Regions from separate parts of the Homo sapiens genome. Here region 1 is linked to region 2. A link is an interaction called in ENCODE POLR2A ChIA-PET data of the cell type or tissue named here. Cell type or tissue: endothelial cell of umbilical vein. All regions are shown on one strand. Links, peaks and the distances in the headings refer to the core of each region. The heading gives the core; the rest is flanking DNA.

What was found. ChIA-PET counts read pairs that join two places held together with the same protein. Peaks named below come from ENCODE experiments on the same cell type or tissue, not always from the same donor. Only the 100,000 strongest peaks of a DNase experiment are listed, where the experiment ranks them.
Region 1: POLR2A ChIA-PET joins it to region 2 with 6 read pairs; 5 of 35 experiments call an interaction of 5 or more read pairs at or near these places.

Annotation. Positions count from the first base shown.
Region 1 is chr12:56,617,479-56,620,391 of GRCh38, reverse strand. BAZ2A (bromodomain adjacent to zinc finger domain 2A) reads left to right here. Exons shown (of 29, transcript NM_001300905.2): 2 at 2,860-2,913. The coding sequence starts at 2,862. Among named protein-coding and RNA genes, the nearest start is that of BAZ2A, 11 kb to the left of the region's middle. In endothelial cell of umbilical vein, for the core only: no CTCF peak of the experiment used is centred there; no DNase peak of the experiment used is centred there.
Region 2 is chr12:56,990,197-56,993,109 of GRCh38, reverse strand. All of the region lies in intron 2 of LOC124902945 (a long non-coding RNA gene), which reads left to right. Among named protein-coding and RNA genes, the nearest start is that of ACKR5, 2.8 kb to the left of the region's middle. RefSeq lists a cis regulatory region at 1,142-1,956. In endothelial cell of umbilical vein, for the core only: no CTCF peak of the experiment used is centred there; a DNase peak (open chromatin) is centred at 1,619; H3K27ac peaks cover 266 bases.

The sequences.
Region 1 (2,913 bases), core at 192-2,691, 370 kb after region 2:
GTGGCTGGGACTGCAGCTGCTCACCATCATGCCTGGCTAACCTGGGGTCTTTTCACTATAAAGACTCCATTTTTTCACTGATGCATGGCAGGTTTAGGTCTGCTACTTAATTTAGAGCAAGCTTGTCCAGCCCACCCAGGACAACTTTGAATCTGGCCCAATACCAATTTGTAAACTTTCTTAAAAGATAACATGGAGATTTTCTTGTGATTTTTTTTTTTTTTTTAAAGCTCATCAGCTCTCATTAGTGTATTTTATGTGTGGCCCAAGACACTTCTTCCAGTGTGGTCCAGGGAAGCCAAAAGATTGGACACCCCTATTTAGACTAAAGATGAGATATCCTATATGGGAGATAAGTAAGTCCTAAAAACTTTTTCCCTTAAATCAACAAATGCACATTGCTTTTAGTTTTTAGAGATGGGGTCTTGCTATGGTGCATAGGCTGGACTTGCACTTTTGGGCTCAAGTAATCTTCCTGCCTCATCCTCCTGAGCAACTGAGACTACAGGCAGGAACCACCATGCTCAGCTAACTTTTTTATTTTTTGTGGAGACAGAGCCTTGCTATGTTTCCCAAGCTGGTCTTGATCTCCTGACCTCAAGTGATCTTCCTGCTTCAGCCTCCTGGAGCACTAGGATTACAGGCATGAGCCACCATGCTTGGCCTATTTTTATTTTTAAAATTTCAGTTAAAATTGATTAAGATACAGACAATTCCCACATACTATGCAGGGTTTATATATCATGCTCAGACTTATGTTATATTCACATTTATACTAATGGTGTCTAATTTTAGTAATGTAGCATATTTATGAATGTAACTCTTGCAGACTTTGGCCAGTGGGCATATATATTCTTTTCTTTTCTTTTTTTTTTTTTTTTTTGAGACAGGGTCATGCTCTGTCACCTAGGCTGGAGTGCAGTGGCATGATCATGGTTCACTGCAGCCTCGACCTCCTGGGCTCAAGTGATCCTTCTGCCTTAGCCTCTCGAGTAAGCTAGGACCACAGGTGTGCCCCACCACACCCTGCTCCTTTTTTTTTTTTTGAGATGAAGTCTCGCTCTTGTCCCCCAGGCTGGAGTGCAATGGCATGATCTCCGCTCACTGCAACCTCCGTCTCCCAGGTCCAAGCAATTCTCCTGCCTCAGCCTCCCGAGCAGCTGGGATTACAGGTGCCTGCCACCACGCCCAGCTAATTTTTGTATTTTTTAGTAGAGGTAGGGTTTCACCATGTTGGCCAGGCTGGTCTTGAACTCCTGACCTCAGGTGATCCGCCAGCCTCGGCCTCCCAAAGTGCTGGGATTTCAGGTGTGAGCCACCGTGCCTGGCCTTCACACCCTGCTACTTTTAAAATGTTTTGTAGAGATCGGTTCTCGCCATGTTATCCAGCTTGGTCTTAAACTCTTAGCCTCAAATAGTCCTCCTGCTTTGGCTTCCAAAGTATTGGGATTATAGGTGTGAACCACTATGCCAGGCCTCATCATATATGTACTTAACCAGTGTATTCATTCTTTTTTTTTTGAGATGGAGTTTCACTCTTGTCGCCCAGGCTGGAGTGCAATGGCGCAATTTCAGCTCACTGCAACCTCTGCCTTGCGGGTTCAAGCGATTCTCCTTCCTTAGCCTCCTGAGTAGCTGGGATTACAGGTGCCTGCCACCACACCCAGCTAATTTTTGTATTTTTAGTAGAGACAGGGTATTACCATGTTGGTCAGGCTGGTCTCGAACTCCTGACCTCAGGTGAGCCACCGTACCTGGCCTGAATTCTTCTCTTTTTTAAAATGTAGTAACATAATTCAAGGAGTTGCTTTTTCTGTATCAAGACAGATTATGTTTCTCACATATCAAGTTGGTATGCACTAGGATGTCACAAGAATCCGATTGATATGTTAGAGTTTACCAATAATTCTGGCTTCTGCTTGCTTTCTTTCCTTTCCTCTGTCAAAGTTAAATTCATTCTGATCAAGGGCTTCTTATCATTCTTAGTAGTATTCAGAAAGGGTGAAAAACTTTTTAGCCATACCTCAATGAGCCATTGCACTTTACAAATATAAGTATCTTGCTATTTTATTTTCCCTGTGACCGTTTCTTTATATTTAAGCCACAAAACTAAAACATTAGGAAATAACCATAATAGACATAACAGAATAATATTTTTTGGGATACCCTCATATTTAATCAATTTTCCACTGCTGACATTTTTCTGACCTGTGTTCTTGGGGAGCATAAAGAGTAGAAGTATTGCTGGATGATTCGAGGTTTGCCATTATGATCACCTTCCTGAAATGTATTCTCCTTTTCAAATCCCTTTACTAATGTAACTACTATCTTGAGATATCTAGGGCTATGGATAGGATAATTAGAAATTATGTTTAGCTCAAGTTTAATAATGAAACAAAGAGTGTTTATCAAATATGCTTTTCTGTCAAAAAGATGGCTTTGAGAACCTTTTGTGGGCCTGGGAGGGAGACTTTACCTTGGGGATAAAAACAAAAGGATGGAGAATGTTAAGTGGTACAGTAGAGGCTAATATCTAATATAGAAGGGTAACCTGGGCTGAGTGGGGCTTACACAGAGGGAAGACTCCTCCAGGTTTGTATCTTGGTTTTTCTCGCTAACTTGCTTTGTTTTTTAATCTACAAAGCTGGCTTTAAAAGACTGTTTTCATAGGTTCATTGCTCAGGCTAGAGGCATATTTTCTCCTTCTCTTTTCTTATTCTGTACCTTCCCTCACACAGTACTTAGGTAGGAGAAGGGTAAGTAGGTGGAGGGGAGGGGTCATTGCCCCTGGAAGATTCCAGGTGACATAACCTTGTTTAACCGCCAGTATTTTTTTTCCCTCTCTCTCCCCTCCTGCAGAAATGGAGGCAAACGACCATTTTAACTTTACTGGCCTTCCCCCTGCACCTGCTG
Region 2 (2,913 bases), core at 305-2,804:
GACATTCAGTGTCTGTGTTTTTTTTTTTCCACTTAGCATGTTTTCAAGGTTCATTCACTTTGGAGCATGCATCCGTACTTCATTTCCTTTCATGGCTGAGTAATATTCCCATATATATATATATATATATACACACACACACACCACATTTTCTTTATCCACTCAAAGAGAACATTTTTTAAAAGTTTGCTCACTGATTCTTTTATTATGGTAAAATATATGTAAGGTTTACCACGTTAACCATTTTTAAGTGTACAATTCAGTGGCGCTAAGTGCATTTACACTGCTGTGCAACCATCAGCACCATTTATCTCCATGGAAGGGAATATTTTTCATTTTGTAGTTTTGTAGTTTTCTTAAACCTTCCACTTACATATCAGATCACTCCAAGATCACAAAATCTATCATGGCCGGTGCAGTAGCTCACACCAGTAATCCCAGCATTTTGGGAGGCCGAAGTGGGAAGACTGCTTGAGCCCAGGAGTTTGAGACCAGCCTGGGCAACAAGATGAGACCCCCATCTCTACAAAAAATAAAATAGCCAGTTGTGGTGGTACAGTCTGTATTTGGGAGGCCGAGGTGGGAGGATCGCTTGAGACTAGGAATTCAAGGCTGCAGTGAGCCATGATCACCCTGCTGCACTGAAGCCTGGGTGATGGGATCTAGAGAGCTAGATCCCATCTCCTAAAAAAAAAAAAAAAAAAAAAAAATAATGGGCTAGGCTAGGTGGCTCATGCTTGTAATCTTGGCACTTTGGGAGGCTGAGACAGGTGTATCACCTGAGGTCAGGAATTCGAGACCAGCCTGGCCAACATGGTAAAACCTTGTCTCTACTAAAAATGCAAAAATTCCAGGCGTGGTGGTGCATGCCTGTAATCCCAGCTACACAGTAGGCTTAGGCAGGAGAATCTCTTGAACCCAGGAGGCGGAGGTTGCAGTGAGCTGAGATCACGCCACTGCACTCCAGCCTGGGCCGTGGAGTGAGACTCTGTCTCAAAAAAACAAAACAAAACAAAAACAAAAAACCATCATGATGAACCATGACAGTGTGAAATGTGGCTTACTTCGATTTTTCAGTTAGTTTTGCTCTTATTCTCTCCCTTTAGGGTCTTAGTTTCTATCCCATTGATATTTTTCTTCAGTAAGGAGCCTTCTGAGAATTTCCCCTTCCCACTACATGCTTTTGACCCATGCAAATGAAGCCTGTCCTAGATCAAGCACCCTCCAAGGAAGGCCCTGGTCTGGTCTTTGTCCTCTCCAGATGGCCACATCTGTGACCACTTCCGTTCCTCACAAGACTGCCCTTTAGTGGCTCCTGTCTCCTGGGTCTCTGAATTGTCCTTCCCATATGGAGACATCCCCCCTGCAGCCTCACCTCTACCTGCTGCCTTCTCCCACCTATTCCTGTCACCCAATGTGTATTTGTAGAAAGAGGAAGTGATGGTGGTTCCTTCTGGCAGAGGCTCAGAGGGAAAGCTCCTCCCTCAGGAAGAAATAAGTGATAGCTCTGCAGTTTTCATGTGGGGCTTTTTAGGGGGTGGGGTGCAGCTGGAAAGAGAGAGACTGGGAGGAAGAGAAAGAGGGAGGAGCAGGAGGCCAGGCTCCTCGCCAACCTGGGCAAAAGGAGCAGGCCAGCAGCTTTGCCCTATGCAGCAGAAACAGCAGCAGTGAAACAATTCCTGGAAATTTACTCTTTTTCCTCCCCGCCCCACTTTTTTTCCCCAAAAAAGTGTAGACAAGATTTTGCGATCAACAATCAGAAAGGAAGGAAGGTACCAGGGAGGAGGTATTGGGAGGCAGAGATAAAGGCAGACGACTTTCCAGGGTCAGGTTAGGCAAAGGGCTGTGCTTGGACCCTGGCAGAAGGGGTGAGGCAGGCTGTCCCAGGGATCAACCCACGTGCCTGGCTTATGGGGTGGAGGCAGGTGCTTTGTGGACAGGTTAAGGCTGAGGGATTTGGCAGTAATTGCACTCGCGTCCACAGTGTGAACTTCCAGAAGGCCACTGAGTCAGGAAGCCAAGTCTAGTCGTGGAGGTTGTTCTGCCCTCCTGCCACCAGCTTCCCCAAGCTAGAGAGGAATCTGGTTTGCCCAGAAGTACCAGATTAGGAGCTTTCCAGGCTCCTCAAAGCCTGTGCCCCACTACCCTGTCCTTGGCTCTCTCTGCTCAGTTCTTCCCTCTTCACCGGCCCTTCACGAGACACTGTGGAGATAACACCAGTTTTTGAGTCAGACCTGTTTTTGACACTTTTTTCCACCACTTGGTAGCTGTGTGATCTTGGGCAGGTCACTTAACCTTTCTGAATCTCAGTTTCTTTTCTTTTGTTTTTTGTTTTTAAATATTTATTTGTACAGATTGATGTGGTACATGTGCAGTTTTGTTACATGAATAGGTTGCATGTTGGTCAAGCCAGGGCTTTTAGGGTATCCACCACAAGCATAACATGCATTGTACCCATTGACTAATTTCTCATCATCCACTCCTCTCCCATTCCCTCTTCCTTCCAAGTTTTCACTGTTTACCATTTCACTCTCCACATCCATGTGTACACATCTTTTAGCACTCACATTATGAGTGAGAACATGCAATATTTGATTTTCTGTGCCTCGATTGTTTTACTTAAAATAATGATCTCCAGTTCCATCCACATTGCTGCAAAAGACATAATTTCATTCCTTTTTATGGCCAAATAGTATTCCATTGTGTATATATACCACATTTTCTTTATCCTTTTATTCGTTGATGGACACTTAGGTTGATTCCATGTCTTTGCTATTGTGAATAGGGCTGTGATAAACATACTAGTGCAGGTGTCTTTTTAATGTACTGATTTCTTCCCCTTTGAGTAAATACCCAGTAGTGGGATTGCTGGGTCGAATGGCAGTTCTACTTTTAGTTTTTTGAAAAATCTGC